Linked DNA regions of Homo sapiens: region 1 is linked to region 2. The links are chromatin loops, found by intact Hi-C in ENCODE. Cell type or tissue: A673. All regions are shown on one strand. Links, peaks and the distances in the headings refer to the core of each region. The heading gives the core; the rest is flanking DNA.

The links. Peaks named below come from ENCODE experiments on the same cell type or tissue, not always from the same donor. Only the 100,000 strongest peaks of a DNase experiment are listed, where the experiment ranks them.
Region 1: a loop joins it to region 2, with 3 times the contacts of the local background. A loop is called at or near these places in 11 of 110 quality-filtered maps.

Annotation. Positions count from the first base shown.
Region 1 is chr10:119,910,515-119,926,481 of GRCh38, forward strand. It overlaps SEC23IP (SEC23 interacting protein), which reads left to right. Exons shown (of 19, transcript NM_007190.4): 6 at 1,530-1,650; 7 at 4,216-4,305; 8 at 5,234-5,375; 9 at 7,322-7,530; 10 at 7,879-7,997; 11 at 8,930-9,082; 12 at 10,375-10,470; 13 at 15,522-15,713. Among named protein-coding and RNA genes, the nearest start is that of SEC23IP, 26 kb to the left of the region's middle. RefSeq lists an enhancer at 11,311-11,480. In A673, for the core only: a CTCF peak has its summit at 7,447 (motif pointing left); no DNase peak of the experiment used is centred there.
Region 2 is chr10:119,743,202-119,759,168 of GRCh38, forward strand. INPP5F (inositol polyphosphate-5-phosphatase F) reads left to right here. Exons shown (of 20, transcript NM_014937.4): 2 at 7,875-7,955. Among named protein-coding and RNA genes, the nearest start is that of INPP5F, 25 kb to the left of the region's middle. RefSeq lists a silencer at 4,856-5,150. In A673, for the core only: a CTCF peak has its summit at 7,590; a DNase peak (open chromatin) is centred at 7,610.

The DNA.
Region 1 (15,967 bases), core at 2,854-10,853, 170 kb after region 2:
AAAAAACTTATAATCCAACTACTTCTATAGTCCTTATTGATACTGAAATAAAAATAACATTCATATGCCAACAAAATGTAAACAGTTTAAAAGGATATTAAATGAAAAATAAAAGCCTCCTATCTCTGCCTTCCTCATTTCTCCTCTCCATAGTAACCACTCTTAATCTTTTTGTTTGTTTTTTTAAGAAATAAGGTCTCACTCCCTTACCCAGGCTGTAGTGCAGTGGCCAATCACAACTCGCTGCATCCTCGAACTCTGGGCTCAAGGGATCCTCCTGCCTCAGCCTCCCGAGTAGCTAGGACTACAGGTGTGCGCCACCTTGCCTGGCCAGTTTTAAGACTTTTTTTTGCAGAGATGGGGTCTTGCTATCTTGCCCAGGCTGGTCTTGAACTCTTGGGCTCAAGTCTTCCTCCTGCCTCGGCCTCCCAAAGTGCTGAGATTACAGGTGTGAGCCAACACGCTTGGCTAACCTTTTTTTTTTTTAGATAAACATTTTGCATACTACATCAAGTATATATTCTTTTTTTTTTTTTTAAAGAAAATTTTCTTTGTGGTACAGGGCTGAATTTAATACAGTTGGTTTAACAGAATGGATTTCCTAAAAAGTGGTAGGGTTTTGTCATTATGTTTTTGTCACTGAAATTGAAATTGTAGTTTAATTGGGAATCTTACTATTTTGAAAGGATTTTGCTTTACTTGTTTTTATAAGACAAAGACTCTTCAATTGCAGGTTACTTGTCCTTGATTTCTTTTTTTGTTTTTATTTTATTATTATTATTTTTTTTTTGTAGAGACAGGGTCTCTAACTTTGTTGCCCAGGCTGCTCTGGAACTCCTGAGCTCAAGCGGTCCTCCCATGTTGGCCTCTCAAAGTGTTAGGATTACAGGCATGAGCCACTGCACCGGGCCTGTCCTTGATTTCTTTTGTGTAAACCTGGAGTTTTATGTTAGCTTTTATTTTTGTTTAGTTTTTTTTTGAGACAGGATTTTGCTCTGTTGCCCAGGCTGAAGTGCAGTAGCACAAACACAGCTTATTGCAGCCTCGACCTCTTGGGCTCAAGCAATCCTTCTGCCTCGGCCTCCTGAGAAGCTGGTTCTGCAGGCATGCACTACCATGCCTGGCTAATTTTTAAGTTTTCTGTGGAGATGGGTCTCACCATATTGCTCAGGCTTGTCTTGAACGCCTGGGCTCAAGTGATCCTCCCACCTCAGCCTCCCAAAGTGCTGGGATTACAGGTGTGAGCCACCATACCTGGCCTATGTTATTAGCTTTTAAATCAAGGTGTAATACTTCTGATTTAATTGTATAATTTTCAACATAAGCATTGGAAAGGTATCGATTTGCTTAATTTTGGTGGTTAATGAACACTAGCAAGACTCCTTCAAAGTTTGTTTTGGGGGAACAGTACTAATAATTTATAAACTCTCCGTACTCTGAGGTATAGCTTATTATGTGTTAAACTACTTAGCCTGTAGTGGAAAAGAATTTGTTAATGAGCTTTGTCATAATTCTGTTGCATCTTGAAGGTTATTGTTCAGTTCCAGCCCTCCTCAGTGCCAGATGAATGGGGCACCACGCAAGATGGACAGACAAGGCCCAGGGTTGTAAAGCGTGGAATTGATGATAACCTTGATGAAATTCCCGACGGTGTGTATAGTTTGTTTAGAACTGAGGTCTGTTTTAGTCCTCTCCATTTTAGCATCATTCTTTAGAATGATGAAGAAATAAACAGTTATTAGAATGCCCTGCCACAGCAGCCATTGCACCACCACTCCCAGCTAATATTTCTATTTTTTGTAGAGATGAAGTTTTGCCATGTTGCCCAGACTTTTCTCGAACTCCTGAGCTCAAGCTATTTGCCTGCCTCGGCCTCCCAGAGTGCTGGAATTACAGGCGTGAGCCACTGTGCCTGGCCATATCTTTCTTTTTGATTTTATTACTTTTGTATCTTTATTTTTTAATTGATACATATTAATGGGGTACACCTGATATTTTGATAAATGCATAGAATGTGTAATGATGAAATTGAAGTAAGTATTATGTCTATCACCTCAAACATTCATCATTTCTTTGTGTTGGGAACATTTCAGATCTTTTCTCCTAGGTATTTTTCTTTTTCTTTTTCTTTTTTTTTTTTTTTTCAGACAGGGTCTCACTCTGTTGGCCAGGCTGGAGTACAGTGGCGTGATCTCAGCTCATTACAACCTCCGCCTCCCAGGTTCATGCGATTCTCTTGCCTCAGCCTCCCGAGTAGCTGGGATTACAGGCGTGCACCACCACGCCCGGCTAATTTTTGTATTTTTAGTAGAGATGTGGTTTCACCACGTTGGCCAGGCTGGTCTCAAACTCCTGGCCTCAAGTCATCCACCTGCCTCAGCCTCCCAAAGTGCTGGGATTATAGGTGTGAGCCACCGCACCCTACCTCTCCTAGGTATTTTGAAATACACAATAAATTATTGTTAACTGTTGTCACCCTACTGTGCTATCGAACAGTAGAAGTTATTCCTTCAACATACCTGTATGTTTGTACCCATTAATTGACCCCTTTTTATCTTCACTTCCCCCCGACCCTTCCCAGGCTCTGGTAGCCATCATTCTGCCCTTACCTCCATGAGATAAACTTCTTTAGTTCCTACATATGAGTGAGGACATACAGATATCTTTATCTTTAAATTTGGAATTCTGTTAAAATACACATACCACATAGTATAGATTCTAAAATATGTTTTGTTGTGTGGAGAAGCACTTTGCTGGTTGGAACTAAGGTTTGGCAACACTTTTAGGCTTGTGGTTTTACACCTCACTGGTTTGTATTCCTCTGGTGCGGGGATTGCAGACTTTTTCTGTAAAGGGCCAGATAGCAGATAGGCTTTGCAGGCCACATGGACTCTGTTACAAACTACTCAGCTTTGCTATTGTTGTGTGAAATCAGCTGAAGACTGTATGTAAACAAATGAGCATATCCGTTTTCCATAAAGCTTTTTTTTTTTTTGAATGGAGTCTCACTCTGTTGCCCAGGCTAGAGTGCAGTGGCGTGATCTGGGGCTCACTGCAACCTGCACCCGCTGGGTTCAAGCAATTCTTGTGTCTCAGCCTCCCGAGTAGCTGGGATTACAGGCGCCCACCACCACGCCCGGCTAATTTTTGTATTTTTAGTGGAGACAGCGTTTTGCCATGTTGGCCAGGCTGGTTTTGAACTCCTGACATCAAGTGATCCACGTGCCTCGGCCTCCTAAAGTTCTGGAATTACAGGCGTGAGCCACCACACCCGGCCCACAAAACTTTATGTTATTTTTATGTTTTTCCTTGAATGGTTTCCCCTTCGTCAAAAACTTTATTTATAAAAGCAGGTGGCTGGGCCTGGTGGCTCACGCCTGTAATCCCAGCATTTTGGGAGGCCGAGGCAAGTGGATCACCTGAGGTCAGGAGTTCGAGACCAGCCTGGCCAACTTGGTGAAACCCTGTCTCTACTAAAAAAATACATATATAAAAATTAACTGGGCGTGGTGGTGGGTGCCTGTAATCCCAGCTACTCAGGAAGCTGAAGCAAGAGAATTGCTTGAACCCGGGAGGCGGAGGTTGCAGTGAGCCGAGATGGCGCCATTGCACTCTATCCCGGGCGACAAGAGTGAAACTCCATCTCCAAAACAAAACAAAACAAAACAACAGGTAGGATGTGGGTAGGATTTGGCCTGTGGGCCATTGTTTGCCATTGCCTGCTTTGGTGTATGTGCTTTGGTTTCTTCTGTACTATTACTTAAGAATGGATTTTATTTTTACAATTACATACACTTCATGTTTATTGAAGTGTATGTAAAATGTTTCAATAAAATGTATGTTTCTTGTAAAATAAATACTCACACGATGAAATCTGAGTAATCTCCACTGGGGCTTAGTGTCCTGGGGAGTTCTGAAGCATCACAAGGTTGTGGAGCCTCCATAGATACAAACCTGCTGCTCATCATGTGCTATTAGCTTCCAGGAACAGAGAGAGCCTGCTGCCTCCACCTCTTGTTCTAGTTCGCTTTTATATGCCAAGAGGGACAAATTGTTCCTCTAATTTGATAGGGGTAATGAGGCTTATTCTCTTTGAAGGGTCATGAATTTCTTTGGCAAGTTTGTGATGACGAAAGGGATATCTAGAATATTGCCATTAGGAAAATCCAAACAAATTCCCATCTTTTATGTAGGTTTAAAAATTTTTTTTGATAGGGGAGATGCCTCAAGTTGACCATTTGGTGTTTGTGGTGCATGGCATTGGACCTGTGTGTGACTTACGCTTTAGGAGCATTATTGAGTGTGGTAAGTGTTGGGTATATTGTATTTCATGGGATGATCTGAGAACTAATAGAAGAGCTTTGGAGTATTCATTTTTAGGATAGTTCCCAGCTGTGTACTACTTGCTGAGGAGTCTGTAAGAGGAAATTTAAATGGTCAGTGGGAAATACTAAGTTGTACTTGATTTGCTCTTGTGACATATGTGACGCATACAATCCCAGACTGTGAGGAATTAGAAGGGATCTTGGAAGTAGTTTAGCCTTGTTGACAGCCTTTGCCTGAGCACCTGCAGCAGCTAGGAGCACCTCTGCATTGAATGGATTTATAGTCAGTGAGTTGGGAGAAGTTGTTTAATGGAAACATGAATCTGCCTGGTTGACTTAAATTTTTGAAGTTTTATTTTTATGTCCATGTAATAATAGTTCGTATTTATTGAATATTTGGTATATGCCAAGTATCTTAGATGCCTTGTCATTTGACCCTCACAAATAAACCTTTGGGGTATAGGCGCTGTCACTGTTATCGCCACTACTGTGACTAATGAGGAACTGAGGCCTGGGATAGTGGGGGTTGGGGGTGAAGAGGTAAGGTAGGGGTTGGGGGTAAGTGAAACTCTCCCTTATCACAGTCAGTAGGGCCTGGAGCCTGGAGCCGGCAGTGTGATTCCAGAGCCTTTCCCCAAGGTGCCACGCTACCTCCCAGCAGTGGTGGTTAAACTGATATATCCCAAGCATCTATTCCTTTGCAATAATGGAAAGTTTAAAAGAGGTTCCCAAAAGTTACTTATTCCTTTCTTTTTAAAAAATTTTACTAATTCTCTTATCCTCATTTTTTTCTTTAAAAAATGTATCTTTATGTTATTAAAAATACTGGCATATTTGAGGTAACTGCTGACTAGCTATCAAGCTAGGAGAATTTAATTTATTTTCTCTTTTTTTTTTTTCTTTTGAAGTGGATGATTTTAGGGTGGTTTCTCTCAAATTGCTGCGGACACATTTCAAGAAATCTTTAGATGACGGGAAAGTAAGCAGAGTGGAGTTCCTTCCAGTTCATTGGCATAGTTCTTTGGGTGGGGACGCCACAGGTGTGGACAGGTTTGTGGATTTTGATAACTTGTTTTTCAGATTAGTCATATTTAAATTTAAGATTTAAACCGTAATATGAAATAGTTTATTGTAGCTTCAATCAATATGTTTTTAAAAATTGTATACTTCTGACATATAATTAAATATTGGCTGTAAAGTTTACACACTACTTTTCTCTCTGTGTGTGTGCATTCCTTTTGTAAATATTTAAGAGAATCTTAAGAAATTTTAGCTGGTTTTAAAATACAATTTTAATCTGTAGCAGTTTAGACAGGGGGCTGTCCTTTATGTAGTAGGATGCCTAATGGGCTTTCCACCCCAACAAAAATGTCTCCAGAAATTGCCAGATGTCCCCTGGAGGGTAAAAATCACCCCTGGCTGAGAACCACAGATTCAGAATATTGTTTCTCAGTGGAGATGCTCTTGTCAGGACAATTCTTTGCTGTCGCAGTGCAGACCACTTAACTTCCTTAGTGTAAAGGCCACTCAGTACTAGCAGTGCTCACCAGGCACTGTGACAATTAAAAATACTCTGCTCAATTTTGAATGCTCCCAATTGAGAATCATAAATACAGGTAATAGTTATGCTGGCACATGTCTAGATTTTAGTGAACACCGTAATGTTTCAGGGTACATAGTTTAATAAAACTATTTCTACAAACAGCGTTTTGTCTATGTTAGGCCCTATTGTAAGGGTGTTTTCTTTCTCTGTGTGTATTCCTAAACTTCATTTTGGTCATTCTCAAATTAGGGAAGATTTTTCATTCCATGTAGCCCTGTTTTTTCTGTTTGATATTCTCTTTAGTCCTTTTGACCCACAAGTTTTGTCAGGTGTCCAGATTTGCAGTTAACTGGAAGAAAAATGGAAGAGTAATCTTCCCTCTTTAAAAATAAAATAGAAATCTTTGCATATGACTTATATAGCAACTAACTCTTCAGAGAATCCCAAAATTCATAGTATAGTTATAGGCACAAATAACTTTAAAAAAAAAACTGAATTGTTTTTGAGACAGCATCTCACTGTCACCCAGGCTCTGGAGTGCGCTGGCATGATCATGGCTCACTGTAGACTTGGCCTCCTGGGCTCAAGTGATCCTCCCACCTCAGTCTCCCAAGTAGCTGGGACTATAGGTGCAAGCCGCCATGCCTGGCTAATTTTTAAATTTTCTGTAGAGATGGGGTCTCACTGTGTTGCTCAAGCTGGTCTTGATCTCCCGGGCTCAAGCGGTCCTCCTGCCCTAGCCTCTCAAAGTGCTAGGATCACAGGCATGAGCCACCACATGTGGCAGCACAAATTTTTTTGGTTTACCTTTATTTATACTTTTAATTTTTTTTTTGATGTGGAGTCTCGCTCTGTCACCCAGGCTGGAGTGTGGTGGCACAATCTCGGCTCACTGCAACCTCCACCTCCTGGGTTCAAGCGATTCTCATGCCTCAACCTCCCAAATAGCTGGGTGTACAGGTGTGTGCCATGACTTGTGGCTAACTTTTGATTTAAATTTTTTTTTTTTTTTTTGAGGTGGAATCTTGCTCTGTCGCCCAGACTGGAATGCAGTGGTGCAGTCTCAGCTCACTGCAACCTCTGCCTTTCAGGTTCAAGCAGTTCTCCTGCCTCACCCTCCTGAGTAGCTGGGATTACAGGTGTACACCACCACACTCGGCTAATTTGTGTATTTTTAGTAAAGACGGGGTTTCGCCATGTTGGCCTGGTTGGTCTTGAACTCCTGACCTCAAGTGATCCACCCACTTCAGCCTCCCAAAGTGCTGGGATTACAGGTGTGAGCCACCGCATCTGGCCTATCTTGATTTATTTATAATGACTATCTACAGAAACAACTCATAGTCTGTGGGGTTTTCTTAGTGTATTTTCAGGAGTCAAAAATCTAAACTTTAAAAAAATCTGTAAATTTAAGGTAGATGCTGACTGAATGTGCTGTATTTTTCTTTTTAAACAGGAATATTAAGAAAATCACTTTGCCAAGTATTGGTCGATTTCGTCACTTTACCAATGAAACTTTGCTAGATATTTTATTTTATAACAGCCCCACCTACTGTCAGACAATTGTGGAAAAAGTAGGAATGGAGATAAACCATCTGCATGCACTCTTTATGAGTCGGAACCCAGACTTCAAAGGAGGTGTCTCTGTTGCTGGTCACAGTTTAGGTAAAACTGTCAAATATTCACATTTTAAATACAATTTTTGTTGAGTCATAACTGCTTTCAGTGTAGGTGATATTGTTAGTGCAAAATTAAGAATTACAGATTTTAAGTTTCAGAAAAGGTAGAAATGAATGCTCTGAGTTTAGATTCTGCCTTTTCTATATTCACCTCTAGTATTACCTAGGGAATGCTATGTATTTTACTTTATTCTGCTGTTTGATAAAATAATTAATTATCAGGTCTTGAATAACATGTAACTTCTGTATGACTTTTGACTATAGACAGTGAAAAAAGAATTAGTGTTATAAAAGTACCTACTACATTATAAGGCAAAATGTTTCTTTTTCATAGGTTCTTTAATATTGTTTGACATCCTGTCTAATCAAAAAGATTTGAATTTATCAAAGTGCCCTGGACCTCTTGCTGTTGCTAATGGAGTTGTGAAGCAGCTACATTTTCAGGAAAAGCAGGTACGTCTGTACGTGGCCAATTAACATTTCGATTTAGAGTCTATGGAGCTGAACAATTTTCAAAAGTCTGAACTGTTTCTTGAAACTTTTGTTTGTTTGTTTGTTTGTTTGTTTGTTTTAACTGAGCCTCATTGGTTGCTTGGGCTAGTCTTGAGTTCCCTCCTGGCCTCAAGCGATCCTCCTGCCTTGGCTTCCCAAAGTGCTGGCATCAATAACTCTTCAGAGAATCCCCAAATTCAGAGTACAGTTATAGGCCCAAATATAATAGCTTCCGTGTCCAGCCCTGAAACTGGTTTTACATATTAAAGTACACCGAGGTTTAGAAATGGAATGGAATCATATAGCTCATTATTTGAGTTTCTCACTCTTCTTCTTTATGGGTTATAAATTTAAATGTGAAAGTTTGTGATTTTTAAAAATGTAAATTATAGGAAATGGAGACTTGAGTGATTTATTAAATTTATATACTTTTCAGAATATTCAATTTTTTTTTTTTTTTGAGGCGGAGTTTCACTTTTGTCACCCAGGTTAGAGTGCAATGGTGTGATCTCGGCTCACTGCAACCTCCGCCTTTCGGTTTCAAGCGATTCTCCTGCCTCAGCCTCCCGAGTAGTTGGGATTACAGGCGCCTGCCACCAAGCTGAGCTAATTTTTGTGTTTTTAGTAGAGACAGGGTTTCATCATGTTGGCCAGGCTGGTCTTCAACTCCTGACCTCAGGTGATGCACCTGCCTCAGCCTCCCAAAGTGCTGGGATTACAGGCGTGAGCCACTGGGCCTGGCCAGAATATTCAAACTTTGAATGGCAAAGTACTGTGCCTAAAATTATGATTTCTGTGTAAAGCAAAATTGTTTGAGAGTTTTCGTAGATCAGCAGTCATTATATGGGAGTTTTTCTGAGCTTGTAATGTTTTTCATACTTTTTTTTTTAAAGATGCCTGAAGAGCCAAAGCTGACTTTGGATGAGTCGTATGACCTTGTTGTTGAAAATAAAGAAGTCCTAACTTTGCAAGAAACTCTGGAAGCACTTAGCCTCTCTGAATATTTTAGCACTTTTGAAAAGGAAAAGATTGATATGGAGTCCCTGGTACTGATCATAGTTTGCTTCATTTTGTTTGAAATTGTTTTTCTTGTGTAGATTGAAAATTAAGAATAAACATTTTCGTATCAAAATACACTCCAGAGTAGACAAAGACTGAAATGTTTTAAAAAATTGAAAAACACAGAAGAATATTTTTTTATAATCTGAAAGGCTTTTCTGAGTATGATGCAAAATCCAGAAGCCATCAAAGAAAAAAATTGTATAACAGTAGACACCATAAACAACATCTAAAGGCCAGTGATACATTTGCAACACACATTATAGACAGAGGGCTTACTTCATTGATTTTCAAAGCTTCTACAAATCAGTTACAGAAAGACCATCACATCAGTGTGATATGTAAATAGGCAAAGAATATAAACATGATTTACAGAAAAGGAAATAACAAATGGTGTCTTCGCATATGAAAACTCATAAGAGAAATGGAAATTGAAAGTACAATGGGATTTTTTTTAACTTACCAGTTTGAAAAAATAGGAAGTTTGAAAATATGCTATGTGGCCAGGGTGAAGGGAACTAGGCATTGTTATATATTGTTGGTCAGACTGTAAAATATTACAAACTCTTTGGAAGGCAGTTTGGCAATATCTTTAAGAATATAAAAATTACCCTTTGCTTCATCAGTTTCATTGCCAGGAATATTTCCTATAGAGAAATATTCAAACAAGAATTATCTACAAGGATACTCACAGCAGTGTTTGCAAGGTAACAAAACATTAGAGACACCATTGGTGTTGAGGAGTAGGGTGCTAGTGAAATCATTTATGGTGCATCCGCATAACGGAGTACCCTACAGCTGTTGAATGAATGATGCAGTGTCAGAGATACCCGTCTCTAAGGTACATTTACATGAAGAGAGCAGAGTTCATTACTGTGTGCATAGTAGAGCACACACACAGAGAAAAACATGTAAGTGCTATGCATACATAAGACATCGCTTCAAAGAGAGCAAGTTTCCACAGTTGCGCTGAGAGGAGAATTCTATGTTTGGGACAGCAGTGGGAGGAAGATATTTCATCGTATGCTTGACTATAGCTTTGGAATTTTGTATACCATATGTGTATTTTCTGTTAATTAATAGAATGATTTAGGTGTGGAAGCCTAAGATTTTATAGCCTAAACTGATGCATGATTTAAATACAAAATAACTAACTTGTAAAAAGTTGAGTGGCTCTTAGATTGCTTTAGATGATGTGGTTTCTTTATAATTTTCATATTCTCATTTCAGTTCTTCTATCACTAGATTGATTAATGTGCTTGTCTGTTTCCTTTTAAAGCTTATGTGTACAGTTGATGACCTGAAGGAAATGGGGATACCCCTTGGACCCAGAAAGAAGATAGCTAACTTTGTAGAACATAAAGCAGCCAAACTGGTAAAGTTCACCTCTGACTCAAGAAAAACTAAAACTCATGGTGTGACCAGCTCGTTTATATTATAGAAAATTTTAATACTACTATGGTTAGGTAAGCTAGTTTGCTCCCTACCTAGGGCACAGTAATGGAGCTGATGGAAACCCAGACTTAGGAGTCAGAGTTGGGCTTAAGTCCACATTAGGCTAAGTGACCATCCTGGTTTTCCTGGGACTAAGTTCCTAGGATGAAGGGCTTTCAGTTTTAAAATGGATATTTAAGGTTTTCCTGGTGCAAACAGTGGTTAAGTTCTGACAAATAAATTCTCAGCTCAACTGCTCATTAACTGCGTATTAATGAGCAATTTGTATTTGGTTTTATTCATTTGTTTATTTTGAGATGGGATCTTGCTGTGTTTCCCACTGCTGGTCTCAAACTCCTGGGCTCAAGCTATCCTCCCGCCTCAGCCTTCTGATCATGAGTGATTTTCTTAATTTTTCTGATCCTTTGTTTTCTTCATTTCTAAAATGGAATAATACCTTCCTTACAGGATTGGAGTAAGCATGAAATAATGCATGCAAAGCTTAGCACCAAGTAATAGCTCACTTTCTTCCCAGTCCTTACCATCTAAAGAGATGAGGAAAAACATACACACTGAAGTCTTAAACACTAAACAGCAAAAATTGTTAACAATACAAAACAAGGCAACAGCTAAAAAGCATTTAAAACTAGAACAACTGGAAAATATACTTGTTTTATTAATTTTAATTTATTGATCAAATTAATTTTACAGAGGTTTTCTAATTAGAAAAATTAGATGACTCTTAGGGTGGCCGTCTTATTTGTATTGTTATTAACATGCTCTTTGATGATCCTTCCATCTTTTGAATTTCTATGGTTCTATTATTTTACTACCTGTTTGGAACTTAACCTACATCATTTCTTTATATGGGAAATGACTATAAAGTCATAGGACTGATTTTTTTTTTAATGGTTAGCTTAAGGAATTGAGTCTTCTCAGCATTTTATTGAATAGCAGCTACCTCTTTTGAGTCAGGCACTGTGTTCAATTCTTGGGAGCCGGAGATTAACCAAGAGTGTGCTGTCTAGTTGCGGGGAGCACGTTGAGCTCAAATGACAACATACCAGCCCCATAATAGCGTGCTGTGTGTGCTGTCCTGAGGCAGATGAGAGGTGGCAGTTCTGGCTTGTTGAGACAAGCATGGGGTTGGTGAGAGAAGACTTCTCCAAGGTGATGGTGCTTGAGCTTGAAGGAGGGGTAAGGTCAGGGGAGATGGCCTTCTGGAATCTGGCATGTGTTTTCCTGTAGCATCAGGGAAGCTGGAAACTGGGAAGGGCAGAGGGTTCCAAAGGCCCAGGTGGCAGGTGTGGAGGCTTGGATTTTCTCTTGTAAGGGAGTGGTTTTCAAACATGTTCTTATGGCCATGAAAGTCATGGTGTTTTTAAACATTACAAAATGCTGACCTGCTTATTCTATCACAAGTTATGATTTAGCACCAAATCATCTGTGTAGTCTAAATTTTAATTTTAACTTTTGGACTGTGGAGAGTTTGCTTGGTCACAGTGCACAGATGAAGTTGGAAAGGCGTGAAGTGGAGGCGGCTGCAATCTTACATAGTAGTAATTGTAATTGTACAGTGACTGAAAGAGAGATGATAGGGGTATAAGGTAGGAGGTGGAGAGGAAGGGAGCAACTCAAAAGACATTTTAGACATAGACAAGCAGTATTTGATTAAGTGCTGAGAAAGGTTATTAGTTTTGGCAGTTAAGAGGTATCTTTCATGTCATTTTTCTTGTGTGTTGAATCGTTCTGTAATTCCAATTTACAAAGAGCTTTTCATCTCACCTGAGCCTCACAACAACCCTGTGAGTAGATCCCCAGGCTTTTGTCTCTGATGAGCACAATAGTCAAACTGAGACTAGGACACAAGCATGTCAGTGTTGTTTCTGTATACAGGCTGCGTGCTCCATACAGAAAAATGCTTGTCTCCGTGTATACATCAGTGAAGCAAAAGCCTATAAAAAAAAAAACAAAAAAAACAAGAAATGAGAAGCTTTGTGTTCAGGCCCTACACCATGTTCTTAATTTATTCTGTAATGAAAGGGAAAAAAGTAGAAAAGGATTCTATAGTTCTTGAAGAATTTCTAGAAGGAGACTGGTTTATGGACTGCAGTTGCTTAGATATATAAATTATGGCATTATAAGAATGTTTTGAAATGAGCAAAAATCTATAGAGTGATCTTATTTTTTAAATTAAAAGGTAATTGCCTTTGGATGAACCATGAAACTTTCTCAGCTGAGTTGCCATTGATTGCTTTACACTTCTTACAGATAACAAGGTGCTACTAGATCAATACAAAAGTAATATGGTGTGTCCTGTTGATTTACTGTAACTGAAATAATGGGACCAAAATTAGCGATTATTTTATAACAAGGAGATCAAATATTTGTGATATTTGTGACTGTGTGCTTTTTTTTTCTTTTTAAAGCATCTTAGTAATTTTCATTTGAAAAGGAATTGTTTCTAGTGTTGGGGATATTGATAGTCAAGTATGTATATGTTGGTTCCGTTTTTTTTTTTTTGAAAGGGAGTCTTGCTTTGTCTCCCAGGCTGGAGTGCAGTGGCACGATCTCGGCTCACTGCAACCTCTGCCTCCCAGGTTCAAGCCATTCTCCTGCTTCAGCCTCCCAACTAGCTGGGATTATAGGCGTCTGCCACCACACCCAGCTAATTTTTGTATTTTTAGTAGAGATGGGGTTTCACCATGTTGGTCAGGCTGGTCTCAATCTCCTGACCTCAGGTGATCCACCTGCCTTGCCCTCCCAAAGTGCTGGGATTACAGGAGTGAGCCACCACGCCCAGCCTATGTTGGTTCACTTTTAAACACTGTTGGTTCACAGTTTAAAAAGTATTGCAAATTTAACAAAGCAACTCTTGGCAACAGGACAGTTTCTGATCTCCTTAGACAGCTCTCAGCAATTTAGAATGTTTTATGAATTTAACAGGAGGTACTTCTGAGTGAGAAAGCAGATTTAAAGTGAGGAACCCTGAAAATGTTCCTTATTTCGGATTTTAGGCTTAATTTTGTGTTGCCTCCGAAGGGCAGAGATAACCAAGCCTTCTAAAACATTAACGGTGGAAACAGTTACAAGCTGGCTAAGAGTTTTCTTTTTTATAGATTGCCTTTTCAATTAACCAGTTACTTACTTTCCTGATTTCCTGGTGTTTGGAATTAAATAATAAGATCATTTTGGCCAGCTGTGGTTGTTTAGGCACTGTCGATAGCTGTTTAAATCGAGACTAACACTTAGCCATTCACAGCCTAACAAGTCCCCCTCCCACCCAACTGTTTAAATTTCTCTGATGTTATTGTTGCTGCTGTATTCAAGGCAAATTAGAAAACCAGTGTGAATGGCTTTTCTCTCGTTATAGAGATAACACCTTTTTTTTTTTTGAGACGGAGTCCCGCTCTGTTGCTCAGGCTGGAATGCAGTGGCGGATCTCGACTCACTGCAACCTCCGCCTCCCAGGTTCAAGCAATTCTCTTGCCTCAGTCTCCTGAGTAGCTGGATTACAGGCGCGCGCCACCATGCCCGGGTAATTTTTTTTGTATTTTTAGTAGAGACGGGGTTTTGCCATGCTGGTCTCAAATTCCTGACCTCAGATGATTCGCCCGCCTCGGCCTCCCAAAGTGCTGGGATTACAAGCGTCAGCCACTGGGCCCAGCTGAGATAACACCTTTTATATAGATGCCCCAAAACTTTTGTTTATTTATGGAAACGCATAGATCTTTTAAAAAATTATATTTTTTGAGACAGGATCTCACTCTGTCACTCAGGCTGGAGTGCAGTGGCGCACGCATGGCTCACTGCAGCCTCCACCTCCTGGGTTCAAGCAATCCTCCCACCTCATCCTCCCAAGTAGCTGGGACTTCAGGCATGCACCACCATGCCCAGCTAATTTTTCTGTTTTTTTAGAGATGGTGTCTTGCCATGTTGCTCAGGTTGGTCTTGAACCCCTGAGCTCAAGAGATCCACCCACCTCAGCCTTCCAAAGTGCTGGGATTACAGGCATGAGCCACTGTGCTGAAATGCATAGATCTTCAGTGTGCAGTAGGGTGAGTTTTCACGATTGTATGCACTTGTGTCGTCACTGCCTAAAACAAGAAATTGAACATTTCTGAGTTCATTTCTATGTTCTGTGTTCATTTCTGTTTCATGAGAGAGCTCAGGTAGCTCCCTCATGCTTCTTTCTAGTTAACTCCTCCTACCACAAAACCACTCTTCTGATTTCCTTCAATATGGAATAGTTCGCCTATTTTAAAAATTCATCTAAGTAGCATGAACAGTATGTATTCTTTTATACCTGGTTTCTTTTACTCAGTATTTTTGAGATTCGTCTAATGAGAGCCAATACTTCTGCTTAGTTGTAACTGTCTTGCTATACTTTCTTTGCTTCTTAATTATTTTTCTTAAGAATTTTAAACTATAGACATCATGACATTTGTTCCCTAAATATTTAGTATGCATTTCTAAAAAGGACATGTAAACATTTTTTTTAATTTAAAAATTTTTTTGAGACAGGTCTCTCTCTGTTGCCCAGGGTGGAGTGCAGTGGTACGATCACAGATCACTGCAGCCTTGACCTTCTAGGCTCAAGTGATCCTCCCACCCTAGCCTCCTGAGTAGCTGGGACCACAGGTGTGCACTACCAGGCCTGGCTAATTTTTTCTTTTTTCTAGAGATGGAGGTCTCACTATGTTGCCCAGGTTGGTCTTGAACTCCTGGTCTCGAGCTATCCTTCCACCTTGGTCTCCCAAAGTGCTGAGATTACTGGGGTGAGCCACTGTGCCTGACCTGGACATTTTTTTAAATTAGCTGAAGCAAAAGCTGCAGAGAATAAAAAGGCATTTTTTAAAGTAATCACAATGTTGTTACTATTCCTAAGAAGTAGCTAATCATTCCTTAATACTGAGATAGCATGTTTTGTAATGATAGCTGAGAGCTGAACTTTTTCTCATGATTATGTTACTAAATTTTGGTATTTTACAGAAAAAAGCAGCGTCAGAAAAGAAGGCAGTGGCGGCCACTTCTACAAAAGGACAAGAGCAAAGTGCCCAGAAGACTAAAGACATGGCTTCCCTCCCCTCAGAATCCAATGAGCCAAAGAGGAAACTTCCAGTTGGTGCTTGCGTGTCTTCTGTGTGTGTGAATTATGAATCTTTTGAAGTTGGCGCCGGACAGGTGAGTTTACATATTGACTGGGGCTACATAGTTCATGTTGGAATCATAATCTTTATCATTTGGGTTGGCTTTAAGTTCTTTAAATATTTATTTAACATTTATTTGTGATGTGGAAAAAACTGATTTTCTCTTAGTGAAAATTTTTTTCTTCTTCAACAGTGCTCACAATAAGGGATTAAATGCATACAGAACGTGTTGTCTAACTTTTGAAATTGTCTCTATTTCAGTTTTCCCACCGCTCATACTTTTATAGC
Region 2 (15,967 bases), core at 4,368-12,367:
ACTTTAAGTAGTAAATCCTTCCAGCGTGATTCTGTGCAAATGATCTGATTTCAACTTGCCTCCCCCCTTTCTACATCATATGTTTACCTATCCATTTGGGAGCCTTCTGTGTACCATGCACTGGGAACAGAAGCTCGAGGAGACAAGGTCTAAGTGAGCTTCCTCTTCCTCATGAGTTCCTGTTCAGTCAAGGAGACAGGCAAGTCAGTAATGACATGCACTAAACCAAAGTAAGATGCCGTGATGGGAATATGCACAGGGTTTAGGGGATCCACACGAGAGAGTCTGGTCAGCTCTGCTGGGTGTGGGTGGAGTGGGGAATGTGTCCGGGAAGAGGACTGACCCTTGTTCTAAGTCTAGAATGAAGGGCAGGCAGAAGTGGGTGGGGAGTCGGATTCCAGGCCCAGGCTGCACATAGTTCAGGATGACTGAAGGCTAGGTTGCTGGGGGCGGGGGGCGGGGGGGGGGATGGAAAGGACTAGCCTATGCAGGGTCTCACAAGCCTTTCCAAGGAATTTGGACTTTATTCCCAAGGCTGTGGGAGGTGGACAGGTAGTTAGCAATATTCATATTTATCCCTTTTTAATGCCTAATGTGTTTCTTTCACAATATTAATGTTATACCAACTAGACTTTAGGGCAAAAAGTATTATTTGAAATAAAACCAGTTATTACGTCCTGATAAGCAGAGCAGTTCACCAGGAAAATATAATAATCTTGAGAGATATAAAAATAAGGAAGAAAATAAAGCATGAGATTTTAAAAAGTAAGACCTCTCTCAAAAACTAACAGGTGAAGCAGTCAGAAAAATTAGCAAGTACGTAGAGGGGTTGAACAAAATAATTCACAAGGCTGTACCAGAAACAAAAGTTTCATTAAATATTTCTCCATACACTGTGGTTTTTGTTTTCTCTTCTATTCTGTTTTAGTGCTATTAATGCTGATCTCTTTATAAGAAATTGATTTGATGACCCACTGATGGATTGACTCCCCCCCTTTTTCTTGACAACACTGAGTTAAAAAATATACATGCATTTCAAGCACACATAGAACACTTGCAAATTGACTTGTCAAATTCCTTTCCCACACCTAGCCTCCAGTGCCCCATTATCCTCCATCCTTCCCCTTGCTAAAACAAAGACGACTTTGACTCCTGTTTTTACTGAGTCAAGGGCATAGGATACACGCATCTGCTTCTCTTCTCCATTTCTGTGTTTAGCCTTTCATCTTTTTTTCCAGACTTAGAAGAAAAAAATAGTATCTTCTTTCCTTTCCAAGGTTAGCTTTTATACCTGTAGCATTTTTTTTTGTCATCTGTCTTCTTTTCCTTCTTCATCATCTTATCTCTTTCTTGTTTTTGTTTTATTTTGAGATGGAGTCTCGCTCTGTCCCCCAGGCTGGAGTGCAGTGGCACCATCAGAGCTCACTGCAGCCTCAAATTCCTGGGCTCAAGTGATCCTCCTGCCTCAGCCTCCTGAGTAGCTGGGACTACAGGTGCGTGCCGCCACACCTGGTTAATATTTTGTAGAGGCAGGGGATCTTGCTGTCTTGCCCAAGCTGGTCTCACACCCCTGACCTCAAGTAATCATCCTGCTTCAGCCTCGTAAAATGCTGGGATTACAGGCATGAGCCACTGAGCCTAGTCCCTCCTCTCGTTCTTAAATCCAGTTATTTCTTCTTGATCATCTCATCATGAACTCAGTCTTATGGGTTTAACTGGTTTTCATTCTCGACTACTAATGACTATTGTTTTTAGTCATTAGACCACAACACAGACATTTTTATAGTTTTTTTTCTTTTTTTTTTTTAAGTCGAAATCTTATTTTCTTGACTGGATGATGCATTTACATGGTTCACAATGCCAAAGATGGAAAAGGGTATTGAATGAGGAGGTTCTCATCGGCCCTTCCTTTCAGCTGCTGTATACGCTATCCTTTCTGCCATGCTCCCTCTTGTTCTTTCCCATTCAGGAGAGAATAGGTGTCTCAGTGAGTGTCATCTTTGATTTCCCCTCTCCCTATCCTCCACATAGCTTCTTTTGAGGACTTTCATGTTCATCTCCTCCTGTGGATTCTTCACCCACTACCAGCTCACTCCCTAAGCTCTTTTTCTTTTTTTGTTTTTTGTTTTTAAATCTTTTTTTGTTATTTTTTCTTTTTTTTTTCTCGATCTCTTTTTTTCCATGACCTTTCATGTCATTTCAAGCCAAGACTTTTGCAGTAACCCAAGTGGGTTTCTTACTCCCAATCTCCACCTCTTTTCAAATACTATTTCATGAAACTTTTGTTTCTGGTACTTACATACATCTATGAGTTCACTAGGTGTTGATGTAGAAGTATCTCTTACAATGGACCTTCTGAACGACTGAAAACACGATTTAACTTTTGGGTAAGGTTTCCTTAGTTACATCAACCTTGTGATGTAATCCCTGGCCGTAATCTTATTTTACTTATGTTATTATCTGCTTGCCATGGTCTCCAGGAAGCTCAGGCTCATTCCTTTTTTTTTTTTTTTTTTTTTTTGAGATGAAGCCTCACTCTGTTAGCCAGGCTGGAGTGCAGTGTCGTGATCTCGGCTCACTGCAACCTCCACCTCCTGGGTTCAAGCGATTCTCCTGCCTTAGCCTCCTGAGTAGCTGGGATTACAGGTATGCGCTACCATGCCCGGCTAGTTTTTGTATTTTTAGTAGAGATGGGGTTTCACCATGTTGGTCAGCCTGGTCTTGAACTCCTGACCTGTGATCCGCCCGCCTTGGCCTCCCAAAGTGCTGGGATTACATGTGTGAGCCACCGTGCCCGACCAGGCTCATTACTGTTTATTCAAGTTTTTCCACAGTTGGCCTTAGTTTACTTTTCTAGCATTATCAATTCATATCTCCAGTGTACCTACTGGTCTTCTGTTATTTACACTGTTTGCTTCATTATTTTTGTATCATCTTAACGTGATACAGTGTCTGGTTCCTGGCAAGTACTTGATATGTGTTTCTCCAATGATGGGACACATACCAGAACAAATCTTGTACTTTTTTGTCTGCTGTATTATTTTTCTTGCTGCTGTCCTTATGCCTGATGCGCCACTTCTTCTACATGACTCTCCGTGACTGCTTTAACTCTGTTTTTTCCTTCCTTTTCTGTATTCCTAAAGCTTATTTGGTACCCAAGGGTTAGAGTCCTACAACTGTGGTCTGTTCATCTAAGGTCAAGGTGGTAGGGTTCTGGGTAGCTGGAGCTCTTTCCTTAGCAGGGGCATCTGTGTTGGCAGATGTTGAGACATGGTCTGCCTGATACAGGGATTCTGGCTCACTATTTGGAAAGAAATCAGGGTATCTTTATTCCACTGGCATTAGGGTTAAGTAGTTAACAACTAACAGAGATGAAATCAGTAAATACGGTAACTGATACTAAGGAACAGCTTTGTAAGCCAAAAGATATAAAAATTAAAAACTGAAAATATTTGCAAACATGTCAAAGAGTTGAAGTCCTTAATGTGAAAGGAACTTGTAAGTCAATGAAAGATATAAAGAAAAATTAGGAGGCATGAACAAGAAAATCATAGAAGATGACATGACATATAAGCAGCCAAATTTTTTTTTTTTTTTTTTGAGACAGAGTCTTGCTCTGTCGCCCAGGCTGCAGTTGAGTGCAGTGATGTAATCTCAGCTCACGGCAACCTCTACTTCCCGGATTCAAGCGATTCTTGTGCCTCAGCCTCCCAAGTAGCTGGGATTATAGGCGTGTGCCAACACGTTCAGCTAATTTTTGTATTTTTAGTAGAGATGGGGTTTCTCCATGTTGGCCAGGCTGGTCTCGAACTCCTGACCTCAAGTGATCCTCCTGCCTCGGCCTTCCGAAGTGCTGGGATTATAGGCATGAGCCACCATGCCCGGCCATAAGCAGCCAATTTTATAATTAAGTGTTTAATCTTATCAGCAATAGAAAGGAAATAAACATCATGTTAGGCAATAGATGCCAGATGCCATCAAATTAGCAAAATTAGATAAATTCTAAATTTTTAACTCAAAATTATTAATTTTTTTTTTTTGAGACAGAATCTTGCTCTGTCCCCCAGGCTGGAGTGCAGTGGTATGATCTCAGTTCACTGCAGCCTCCACTCCTGGTTCAAGCAATTCTCATGCCTCAGCCTCCCAAGAAGCTGGGATTACAGGCACGCACCACCACGCCCAGCTAATTTTTTGTGTATTTTTAGTAGAGATGGGGTTTTACCATGTTGGCCAGGCTGAACTCCTGGCCTCAAGCAATCCACCCAGCTTGGCCTCCCAAAGTGTTGGGGTTACAGGCATGAGCCACTGTGCCTGGCCTTGCTTTAAAAAAAAATTTTTTTTAATTCAAAAAAGAAATTCATATGCTTCTGGCAGAAATCTAACTTGGTATGTAACCTTTGTAGCAAACAATTTGGTATTATTTGAGAAGTTTACATTTTTAAGGTTTTAACCTATTAATTTAATTCCCAGGAATCTATCCAAAAGCTATTAATTAGAGAGGCAAATATTTGCATAATATTCATCATTTATCACAGTGTTTTTTATGATGGGGGAAAAACTTCAAATCACTTAAATGTTTTCTTTGAGGAAGTACTTCCTTAAGTGGAAAATTGTGTCACCATGAAGTTATAATCTTGAAGAATATTTTAAAGAAGAAAATACTCATGAAATTTTAGAAAAACTATGTTAGAAATGTTAGAAAAAATTACTTAAAAAACTATAATGTCATGGGATCCTTAGGGTGTTGCTTTTCCACCTGGACACTTCTGTGGCCAGTGGCGATTTTGCCTGAGTTTTCCTCGGGTCCACTGGGCTTTTTCCACTGTCTTGGCTCGGCAAGCTGTGCTGGGCTTGCACTACCAGCCCGGATCCCATGCCTGCCAATGGCAAGCCAGGTGCGGAGTGGCGAGTGGTGTATGAGCGAGCGTGCACGGTCCAGACACTATGCACAGCCAGGTGTGCCAGCCGTGGCAGGGCAGGCAGCTCCAGGCACCGGTACAGGCACTGGCTTTGTGCAAGGCTGTGGCTGGACCAGGTGTACCACAAGCAGTTTCTGCTGCAGGTACTGGGGAATGCAGTGATGCCCGGAAGCTTGGAGATGCCAGGAACTGCAGAGCCCCACTGTCACAGCCCTGGCTCGGAGAGCCCCTAGGTCTGGTGTTCCCGAAGGGCCGCAGCCCTTTCCTCCTTGTTGCCCACAACCTGGTGAGCAGGGGGCGTGTTTTGGTCCTGTTTGTGTTACAGCTTTTTCAGTCCCACCATTCAGGGGTCCCGTGTCCAGGAAGAATGAGGTATGCAAGGTATGTGGACAACTGGAGGGGGAGCAAGGCAGAGAGCAGCTTCATTGAGCCCCAGAAGAGCTCTCAGGAGACCTGAAGTGGGTAGCTCCTTTTTGCAGGCAGGTCATCCAATGAGGAGACCCGAAGGGGGCAGCTCCCTCCCGCAGCTGGTGGTCTGGACATCTGTGAGTCTGGCTGAGTCCGGGATTTTTAATGGGCTCAGAATGGAGGAAGTGTGTGCTGATTGGTCCATGGGAGGCCACGGACGGCCTGGAGAAAGCACCCTGAGTTCTTACTCCAGCTCACGGACTCCACCCGGAACCTGCAGCTCAGACCCCAGGCTTCAGGTTGTCCCTGGCTTGAAGGTGGGGTTTTACCTGTGATCTGCCCCTTTCTGGACAGGAACCTGTGTCTGTCTCCCTCCACTGCCCAGGCTGTTTGGGCTGAGGGGTGCCTGCAGGCCCACTTGGAGCTGCCCTCACCCCTGCTGGCCTCTCTCCCACGCTTATCGGCACCCGAAGTCCAGAGGGGGCTGAGGCGGCAGGGAGCTGGTGTGACAGCAGTGTCCAAGCCTGTGCACACCCGACTCGGTCGTGACGGTCCCCAGGCTCGGCCACAACTTGCTCTGCACCAGAGCAGGTGCTGGGAGCAGGGAGAGAGGCCAGGGAGTGGGAGCAGGCACTTCCGAGCCTGTGGGGAAAGAGGGTCTTCCCGGGTAGCTGAGAGTACAGGAATGCCCAGGTCTGGAGCCTCTGCTGGCTGCAGCTGTGCCAGGAGCCCCGCCAACTTGGTAGGGGGCAGCGCTCCCGCTTGTTTTCTGCCCTGCTGGCTCCATGGAGGGCGCAGCCCTGGCCGCGCCTCCCCGGATGCATCCAGACAGGCTGCGGCTGCCATCAATAATGCTTATTTATTAGCGCTGCAGTTTGGTATGTATACAAACAAATGCCCTGAAATGTAGCTGAAGAAGTTGTCTCTGGGTGGTGGGATAGGTGATGATTTTTTTTCTTTGATTTTATAGTACATGTTATTTAAAAATCACTGCCTTACTGATTAGTTCCACGTATAATTTCTGAAGGGGACACTGTAACAGAAAGGTTTAGAGCAGGGGCTAAGCGTCAGGCTGACCTGGTTTTTGGTAGCAGCCTTGATCCGATCCATTGTATGACCTGACCATGTTTTACTTTTCTCAGCATTTGTTTCCTCATCTGTAAAGTGAGACTCCTTAAACTTAACTCAGAGTTGTCAAGATTAGAAATGATAATGTATTATAATAGCCTTTAAAAAATAAATTTCTTATTTTGCTTTAATTCTTGCAATAAAAACAGTATCGCACTGTTGCCTGGGCTGGAGTGCCGTGGTGCGATCTTGGCTCGCTGCAACCTTCACCTCCTAGGTTCAAGTGATTCTCCTGCCTCAGCCTCCTGAGTAGCTGGGACTACAGGCGCGTGCCACCATGCCTGGCTAATTTTTGTAGAGATGAGGTTTCACCATGTGGGCCAGCTGGTCTCGAACTCCTGACCTCAGGCGATCTACCCTCCCCAGCCTCCCAAAGTGCTGGGATTACAGGCATGAGCCACCACGTCCAGCCAAAAACAAGTCAACTTTTTTTGCCTTCCATTGAATGTATCATAACAAAGACATTCAAGATGCAATAGTCAAAACTCAAATGAATTTGGAGGCTAAACTATTAAGTGTATAATTACTCTGTGAGTTACAGATTGAGTGTAAGTTTCACTAAAATAAATTGTAAATGATAATAATGAAAATGTAATTTTAATTTTCTGCCAAGACAAATATTGTTTTCATTCTTGATAATCTTCACCTGTCGAACTACCACAAATGTTACGTTTATTACCACGTATATAACCTTTTGCAATCTGGGCCACACAAGAGAATAAACCCTGTCCTTAGGCATCCGTTGCATGTAATGAATTTGCTTCTCTCTTGTGTGTCTAGAATGGAACCAGCTTGTGTCATCTAATTTCTCATATGGAAGAAGTGAGAAAACTGTCACCCAAAACAAATCACTGTTCTGTGGTTTAGATGAGGAACCCTGATTGAGATGCCTGGCACGTAGAAGGCACTCAAACGGAAACAGTTCCTATTGTATTTGTCCTGGAAGTCAGATAAAAGAGCAGTTGCTTTCCGGATTTCTTTGTTTGGTATAAGCATCTTCGGGAAAATGTATTTTCCAGAGTGTGATCCAGTAAGTGGACAGCTCTGTGGCAATTTCTTAGGCCCTGTCTTTGGATCCTGTGCTGTAGGACCACACGCAGCTCCTCCGTTTGTCCTCTTGTAGTGTAATGGCCCTGTTCCTCCACTGTAGGGCGCCAAGGTACTGCTTCCTATCTGGGAAGAGTTTTCTGAATGTTACTGCTTTCCCCTTAACTGTCCGAAGCCTTATTGTATCCCAAGCCTTATTCAGGCCTCACATTTAATACTTTGTCACAAATTGCTTTATGGTAATGTATTCCATTTGGATATTCATACTGCTTTTTTGGGACATTGATTTTTTTTCAATACACTGCTAAAGATACTGTTTTAATATATTTTCTGGTGAATGTTTTCTCATCACTGCTTCCTATTTTATTTTAGCTACTGATCTACTTCTTGCCTGGAATCCCATTTGTTTGGGGTTGGTAGAAGGTGTTATTGGGAAAATTCAACTTCATTCAGGTATGTTTCTATAAACTCCTTAAACTTGTCAAATTTATTGTAGCATTTTTTGGTGTTTTCCTCTTTGAGGATACATGAGATTCTCTTATAGCTTTGATTCCTTTGTTTTAATTTTGGGTCTGCTCAAAGTGGGTGTATAATGAGCGAAGACCTGTTTCTACTCTTATGGAGCTTACAGTTTAGGAGGAAAGACAGGTATCAAAGAGTAATCATGGAAATAAACGTATGATTATTTGGAATTGTGGAAGGTGCCATGAGGGAAAGATATAGCAAATGCATTGATCTCAAAGGAGAGTAGTAGGAATAAAGCTGGAGAGGCAGGCAGGTGGCAGACCATGACTGGTTGGCTTTATGTCAGCTGACTGTTCCTGATGCAGTCAGCTCTGCCAGAGACGAGTATGGGTCTCTTAGCACACAGTGTGGTCCTGTCAGGGATCCCTATCCAGGACAGGCAGATTGATGGGAAGTCCAGGTCACTCACCAGGCCCTCACTTGGAATGACAGGCACCTGTGTCCTCAGTTTAAAGGGAATTTTGTTGGTGGGAAAGTATAACAGGTATTATACAGGTGGGTCCCAAAAGGCTAACTGAAAGGGGCCAAATGAAATTTTATTTTTTCTTTTTTGGTGCCTTACCCTTCAGGGAGCTTTTTAAAATTAGAGATGGGTTCTTGCTACGTTGCCCAGACTGGTCTCAAACTCCTGGCCTCCAGCAGTTCCCCTGCCCTGGGCTCCCAAAGTCCTGGGATTACAGGCATGAGCCACCATGCCTGGCCTAAATGAAATATTTTAAGCACTACATTTAAATAAATATTTTTCCTTTGGTATCAATTTTGATGAGTTATGAATTATAGGAGGCTTTGCCATTATTTCTGTATAATTGTGAGTATATATCTTTATAGTGTGTCCTTTTTATTTAAAAATAATATTAAGCATTTGGGAGCTAGATTGATTTTTGTGTATTAGAAATAAGCACGTATATCTGGAAAATCTAATTTTCCTTTGCTAGATTCTTTGGTTGTTTTTAGAAGTGTGTTTTTATCATGAAATATTTTACAAATTCAAAAAGCTGTTTATCGCAGATGTGCGGTAAGGTTGTTTTAAAATACACGCATGTATCTACCACCTAGGTTAAGAAATGAAATATGGGCCAGGCGCAGTGACTCATGCCTGTAATTCCAGAACTTTGGGAGGCCGAGGCAGGTGGATCATCTGAGGTCGGGAGTTTGAGACTGGCCTGACCAACATGGAGAAACCCTGTCTCTACTAAAAATACCAAAATTATCTGGGCATGGTGGCGCATGCCTGTAATCCCAGCTATTCGGGAGGCTGAGGCAGGAGAATCGCTTGAACCTGGGAGATGGTGGTTGCAGTGAGCCGAGATTGCGCCATTGCACTCCAGCCTGGGCAACAGGAGTAAAACTCCATCTCAAAAAAAAAAAAAAAAAAGAAATGAAATATGACCAATGTGTTTGGAGCCATCTCTGTGCCTTTTCCCAAATGTTTCCAATTTCCTTCCCCTTAAAGGAACCTGCTATTTTGAATTTTGTATTCCCTTGGTTTTCGTTTTTGCTTTTATTATATAGGTATTCCTAAAGATGTTGCTAAGGGTTGTATTTTGGGGATTTTATATAAATGATATTAAGTTGTTTTTGTTCTTTCACTTATTTTTATTTATATTTTTGAGATTTATCCATGCATGAAACTGTAGTTCCTTATTTTCACTGTTTATGAATATATTGTGATTTGTCCTTTTTCCTCTCACTGGGTAATTGAGTTGTTTCTTTTTTTTTCTTTCTTTTTTTTTTGCTATTAGAACTAATACTGCTATGAGCATTGTTGTATATTCTGTATTTGGTAGGTTTTTAAAAAAATTCTTTCAACACAGAGGAGAAAAGCACTTAGTCGTTGAGTAACCATGTAACCAAGTATTTTAATAACAGTCTCCTACCTGTCCACATTTACCTACATATATTTTTAATTCATTTACATGCTGACAGGATAATTTCACAGCTGGGTGTTCTGAGCTAAAATTCGTTTTCTATTATTTAAATGACACGTATGAAACTTTTGAGTTATTTTTCTCATTTTCAGTCACATCTTAGCACAGTGAATAAATCACTGCAATCAGTTAGGAGACCTGAAGACAAGCTGTATTTATTTAGCTTTGAGATATAGGAGAAGCTGCCTAACATCTGTTTCATGTATCTCTTGTTATGTAACAAGCCAGTCCCAAAAGTTAATGGCTTAAAACAACAACAGTGTATACTTTCTCATGATTCTATGGGTTGACAGAGCAGCTCTGCTCTTGTCTGTTGTGTTGGCTGGGGTCATTCACGTAGCAACATTCACCAGGAGTTTGCCTGGGTGGTCTTAGTTCTCCTTCACCTGGCCCCTCTCTCCATGTCTCTCATCTCACAATGCCTGTCTTGAGTCCTCCTCTCTCTCCTGGATAACCTGGACGTCCTTTCAGGGTAGTGGCTGGGTGCTGAGAAGGCAGCTACCAGTGTTCAAGGGCCTGTATGTCTTAAGTTGTTACACAAGGTAAAAGAAACTGGTCTCTTCATTTCCATAGGGTACTGTGAGTCCCGAATGAGATTATTGTACCTGCAAGTGCTTAGTAAATTGTAAATCACTATTTTATCAAGGCTCTTTGGTTGCAAATACAAACCTATCAGCTTAGGCAAAAAAACACACTTTTTAATGAAGAACCCAAGGGACCAAAAACAAGAAAGAAATGGATGTTGTACAGGACCCAGGATTACTTTATTGGGGCAGCTGGTCTCTGACAAACTGCCTCTCCCTCTATGTCTCTTTTATTCTTCTCTCTTTTTGGCTTTCTCTGTTTGTGTGTATGTAGGTTAAAATTTCTGCCTTTAAAATGACACCCTTAGCCTCAAGCCAGCTGACATCTGATATTCCCTGTAATAACTGGAAACTGACAAGCAGTTAAAAAAGATTGAGTAGTGAGTCCACGTTAGACTTCTAGGTAAGAGACTTATTTGCCCATCTTGGGCCAGGGGACTCCTGGCCAGGGTCACGTAGATCAGACCGTGCTCCAGAGTCCCAGTCCCCTAGGTGGGAGGCAGAGCAGGAGGGTTTGGACTTGGCAGACAGCCCAGAAGCTGTCTCCTACAAATAATGTACAAATGTAAGTTTGTTAATGGTTGATGAGTTTACGATACAGTCAAAGTATGGTCATTTAGGAGGCGGTGAAGGTATGGTCATCTGTGGTCAGCCCCCTTTATATGTACTTCTCCTCCTTGCCATTCTTTGGTCCCAAAATAGGTGATTGATAGGCAGTGAGAATACCTGTGATGTAGGATATTTTGAAAGAAGGGAGAGGTGGAGGGTAGAGTGAACTGGAGAAAGAAAGTATAAAAAAGGAAAAAAGGGCAGGGAAATTCTCTTAATTTTTCATTCTCCTAATCCTTGGACATTTTTTTTCCTTCTTCTTGTCACGTCACTTGAACGGTTTGGCTCTTAAGAAAAAGAGTCGGGAGGAAGCAAAGGGAAACACTTTTCTGGGCCCCTGCTGCTTTTCCCTCCCTCCCAACCCTCTCCATGTCACTCTGCCCCCAGCCCCTTGCCTGTGAGCACCCACCTTACTTACTCTCCTCATCTGTCCTCAGGGATGCCTCCTCCTCTCCTCTCCCTGCCCCCGATTAAAGCTCTTGCCCTGGGTCAGATTGGCTAGAAGGGAGGTATGTGCCTGCTGTGTGTGAGAAAGAATTGAGAAAATTACTTCAGGGGCATTTTCCCCAGGAACATCTTATCTTTGGAGGATAGGGGATGAGGGGAATAAAATGTCTATACTGAAACTCTCTCCTGTTTCCCTCCTACTTATTCTCCACATATTAATGCACAAATTTTTCTTCTCACCTAGGGAGATGGGAACATAAATTTATTTGAACAGATGTCATTGACAGTCTTAAAGTGGCGTGGGTGAGCAATGCCGCTGTTCCTGACTGTCACTGAACTCTGAGCTCTGTGGAATGAGCAAGTGCTCGTGACTTAGGAACTGTATTAGTTTGCTGTCATAGCAAAGTGCCACCAGCTGGGTGGCTTAAACAACAGAATCATATTTTCTCACAATTCTGGAACACAGAAGTCTGAAATCAAGGTGTTGGCTGGGTTGGTTCCTCCCGAAGCCTCTGTCCTAGGCTTGTACATGGCCACCATCCCCTTGTGTCTTCACGTGGTCTTCCCTCTGTAACTGTGTGTGTCTGTCTAAATTTCCTCATCTTGTAATGACATCAGTCATTTTGGATTAAGGCCCACTCAAATAAACTCACTTTAACCTAATTACCCCCTTCGAAGACCCTGTCTCTAAATATAATCATATTCTGAGGTCCTGGGAGTTAGGACTTCAGCATATGAATTTTAAGGGGAAACAGTTTAGCCCATAACGGAACATAATGTCCACCAAAATGCTTCATTACAAAAGCATGTCAAAAAGAATTCCTTCTAGTCTGGTGTTTCTGTTTCCTGCTGCTTGTGCTCATTTCAGTGTGATAGGCCAGTCCTCAAGTATCGTTGGCTAGGAACCCACTCCAGATGTGGACTAATTCTGAAAGATCACACAATTGCCTCGAATCAGGTGACCTCATTTAAGCCTCAGTTGCCATCTATAAGACAAAGCTCATGGTTCCTTGACACAGTTATTGCGAAGATTTAATAAAACTCACATAAAGTGAGTTCTTGGTAATAATAAGCATTTCAGCCAGGCGTGGTGGCTCACGCCTGTAATCCTAGCACTTTGGGAGGCTGAGGTGGGCAGATCATGAGGTCAGGAGTTCGAGGCCAGCCTGACCAACATGGTGAAACCCCATATCTACTAGAAATACAAAAATTAGCCAGGTGTGGTGGCACACACCTGTAATCCCAGCTACTCGGGAGGCTGAGGCAGGAGAATTGCTTGAGCCCAGGAGGCAGAGGTTGCAGTAAGCCAGGATCGCACCACTGCACTCCAGCCTGGGTGACAGAGCAAGACTCTGTCTCAAGAAAACAAACAAAACAAAACAAAAATTCAATATATGCTGATTACTATTTTTTTTCCCTCTTAAAGATCCTCATAGATATCAGATATTCTACTCAAGAACCACTTAGATTGTGGCTACACAATTTTGAACAAATTTTAAACATGGACTATTTTTCTAATGTTAGTTTTTGCTGAAACTGTAATAAGAACAAGTCACAGGCCCGACATGGTGACTCACGCCTGTAATCCCAGCACTTTGGGAGGTCGAGGCGGGTGGATTGCTTGAGGTCAGGAGTTCGAGACAAGCCTGGCTAACATGGTGAAACCCCCTCTCAACTAAAAATACAAAAATTAGCTGGGTGTGGTGGCGGGCACCTGTAATCCCACCTACCCGGGAGGTTGAGGCAGGATAATCGCTTGAACCCAGGAGGTAGATGTTGCAGTGAGCCAAGATCGCACCACTGCACTCCAGCCTGGGCTACAGAGCAAGACTCTGTCAAAAAAACAAAACAAAACAAAACAAAAAAATAGAACAAGTCACTAAAAGACTACATTGTGAAAATGTATAAAAAGTAATGTTTTTGGTAACAACACATTAGTAGCGTTAGTGAAAGTTATTTTGTAATCCACACATTTCTTTTAAAAAATATATGATAGAAGAATTTCAAACTATTTCTGTGCGTGTTATCCTTTGTTGATGATTGCCTGCCCTTTTAGCAAGCTCTGCCACAAAAAAAAAAAAAAAAAAAAAGGTTCTATTTGCCCTAATGCCTAGAAAATATCTATTTAGAACCATTAGCCTATTTTTGGGTTGCAAGACCTCTTCCTCAGACATTTGCAGGCAGGTGGATTTCAGCCAGGGTGTAATGTAGTCTGTCTTCCGACAACTCAAACGTGTCTGACTTTGGTTTGACCAGTTGAGATTTCTTTACTTTATTTATTTATTTATTTATTTTTGAGACAGAGTTTTGTTCTGTCGCCCAGGCTGGAGTGCAGTGGCACAATCTTGGCTTACTGCAACCTCAGCCTCCTGGGTTCAAGCGATTCTCCTGCCTCAGCCTCCTGAGTAGCTGGGATTACAGGCATGCGTCACCATGCCTGGCTTATTTTTGTAATTTTAGTGGATTTCCCCATGTTGGCCAGACTGGTCTCGAACTCCTGACCTCAGGTGATCGGCCTGCCTCAGCCTCCCAAAGTGCTGGGATTACAGGCATGAGCCACCATGCCCGACCGAGATTTATTAATATGAGGAACAGAAAGTAGGAGGGATGTGTAATGCATCAAATAGGTGAAAGAAAAGTATAGATCTGTGAAAAATCAACATTAAAAAAATTCATTGTAGTATCCAGGAGGAAATAAAAATGGTAGTCAAGGCCGGGCATGTGGTGGCTCACACCTGTAATCCTAGCACTTTGGGAGGCTGAGGCAGGTAGGTCACTTGAGGTCAGGAATTTGAGACCAGCCTGACCACATGGTGAAACCCCATCTCTACTAAAAATACAAAAATTAGCTGGACACTGTGGCATGCGCCTGTAATCCCAGCCACTCGGGAGGCTGAGGCATGAGAATTGCTTGAACCCGGGAGGTGGATGCTGCAGTGAGCTGAGATCTTGCCACTGCACTCCAGCCTGGGTGACAGAGTGAGACTCCATCTCAAAAAAAAAGAATGGTAGTCAATTTCATATCACAATTGTAATTACATATTAATTTTTTCTTTTTCTTTTTTGTCTGTCTTCTCATGGAAATAACCTCCAAGAAGACAGCAACTGGGGCCATGTCTATTCTGCTTACCTGCTGTGTCTCTGTGTGCTGGCCCACTGCAGGGCAATTCAGAAATATTCAGTGAGTACTTATGGATTTAACAAGTATCTATGGAGTACCTACTGTGTCCCATGGCCTGTACTCAGTGCTGGGGCTGTAGGTTGAACAAGCTGGGGCTGCAGGTCGAAGCTTGTAGAAACCTAGACTCAGAATCTGAGTGATAGATGTTAATTACTAGTCACACAGTTTTACCATTAAAAATGTAATCATCTGAAGACAAGTGTGGGGTGCTGTGGTGTGTATGACAGAAGAGCCTAACTGGGTGGAGCTGGTGCTCCTGGATGGAAAGCATCTCATATGGGTGGAGCTGGTGCTCCTGGATGGAAAGCATCTCACACGGACAGGGCCAGGGGTGGGAGCGGGGAGGCCTTGAGAGGAGAGGTAGTTCTTGGCGGAGTATGCAGCTGTGCAAAAGGCCCGGTTCTTGGCAGAGTACGCAGCTGTGCAAAAGGCCCACATGATTGATGTGTTTCTTCTCTTCATTTTCTGTGTAATGTCTGGGTATAGTCATATCTTCACACAGACATCCAGGAAAAGACTGCTTTAGGCTGGAGATTTAAAATAGATCACAAAAGCTCTTCAAGTTAAAATGTATTTTCAAGATTGAGAAGAGGATAAGCTCAATTAGGGTAAGAAGTATCTGAAGATAAGCAAAAAGATTCATTAGTAAAGGAATATATCCCACGATATATTCAGGACTAGTTTGAAGAGAAAATTGTCAGGAGCCTTGATTAATGTGGCAATAGAGGCTCTTTGTTTAGTAATTAACTGAATTACTACTGATAGTACTGAACAATCCTAGACAAAAATTCACTCAAGTAAATCTCATTCATTAAAATAATACTCGCCATCTGCTGTTCCTCCACTTTTGTAGTGGTGACGATGTCTCAGTCATTAAGATGGTAAAGTGTGTTATGCATATGATTTTAATACTGATTTTAGTCTTCTGTCTATGGAGACTTTGCTATGGCACTAGTGACATGAAATATTTTACATATTTTAGTGGTAAATGGAGTGTCACTAGCATTGTTTTAGTGCATGCCTTAAAAGCCACTGGAAACCCCACTCCTTAAGTACATTGGAGAGAAACAAGAGGGTCTGACAGGGTCCCTGTGGAGCTCTCATCCTCTGCTGGAGGCTGGGTCATGGGACAAGCCTTTTAGTTATTGCTTCTGCTTAGATATGAGTTTGCCTGTGTATATACAGGCACGT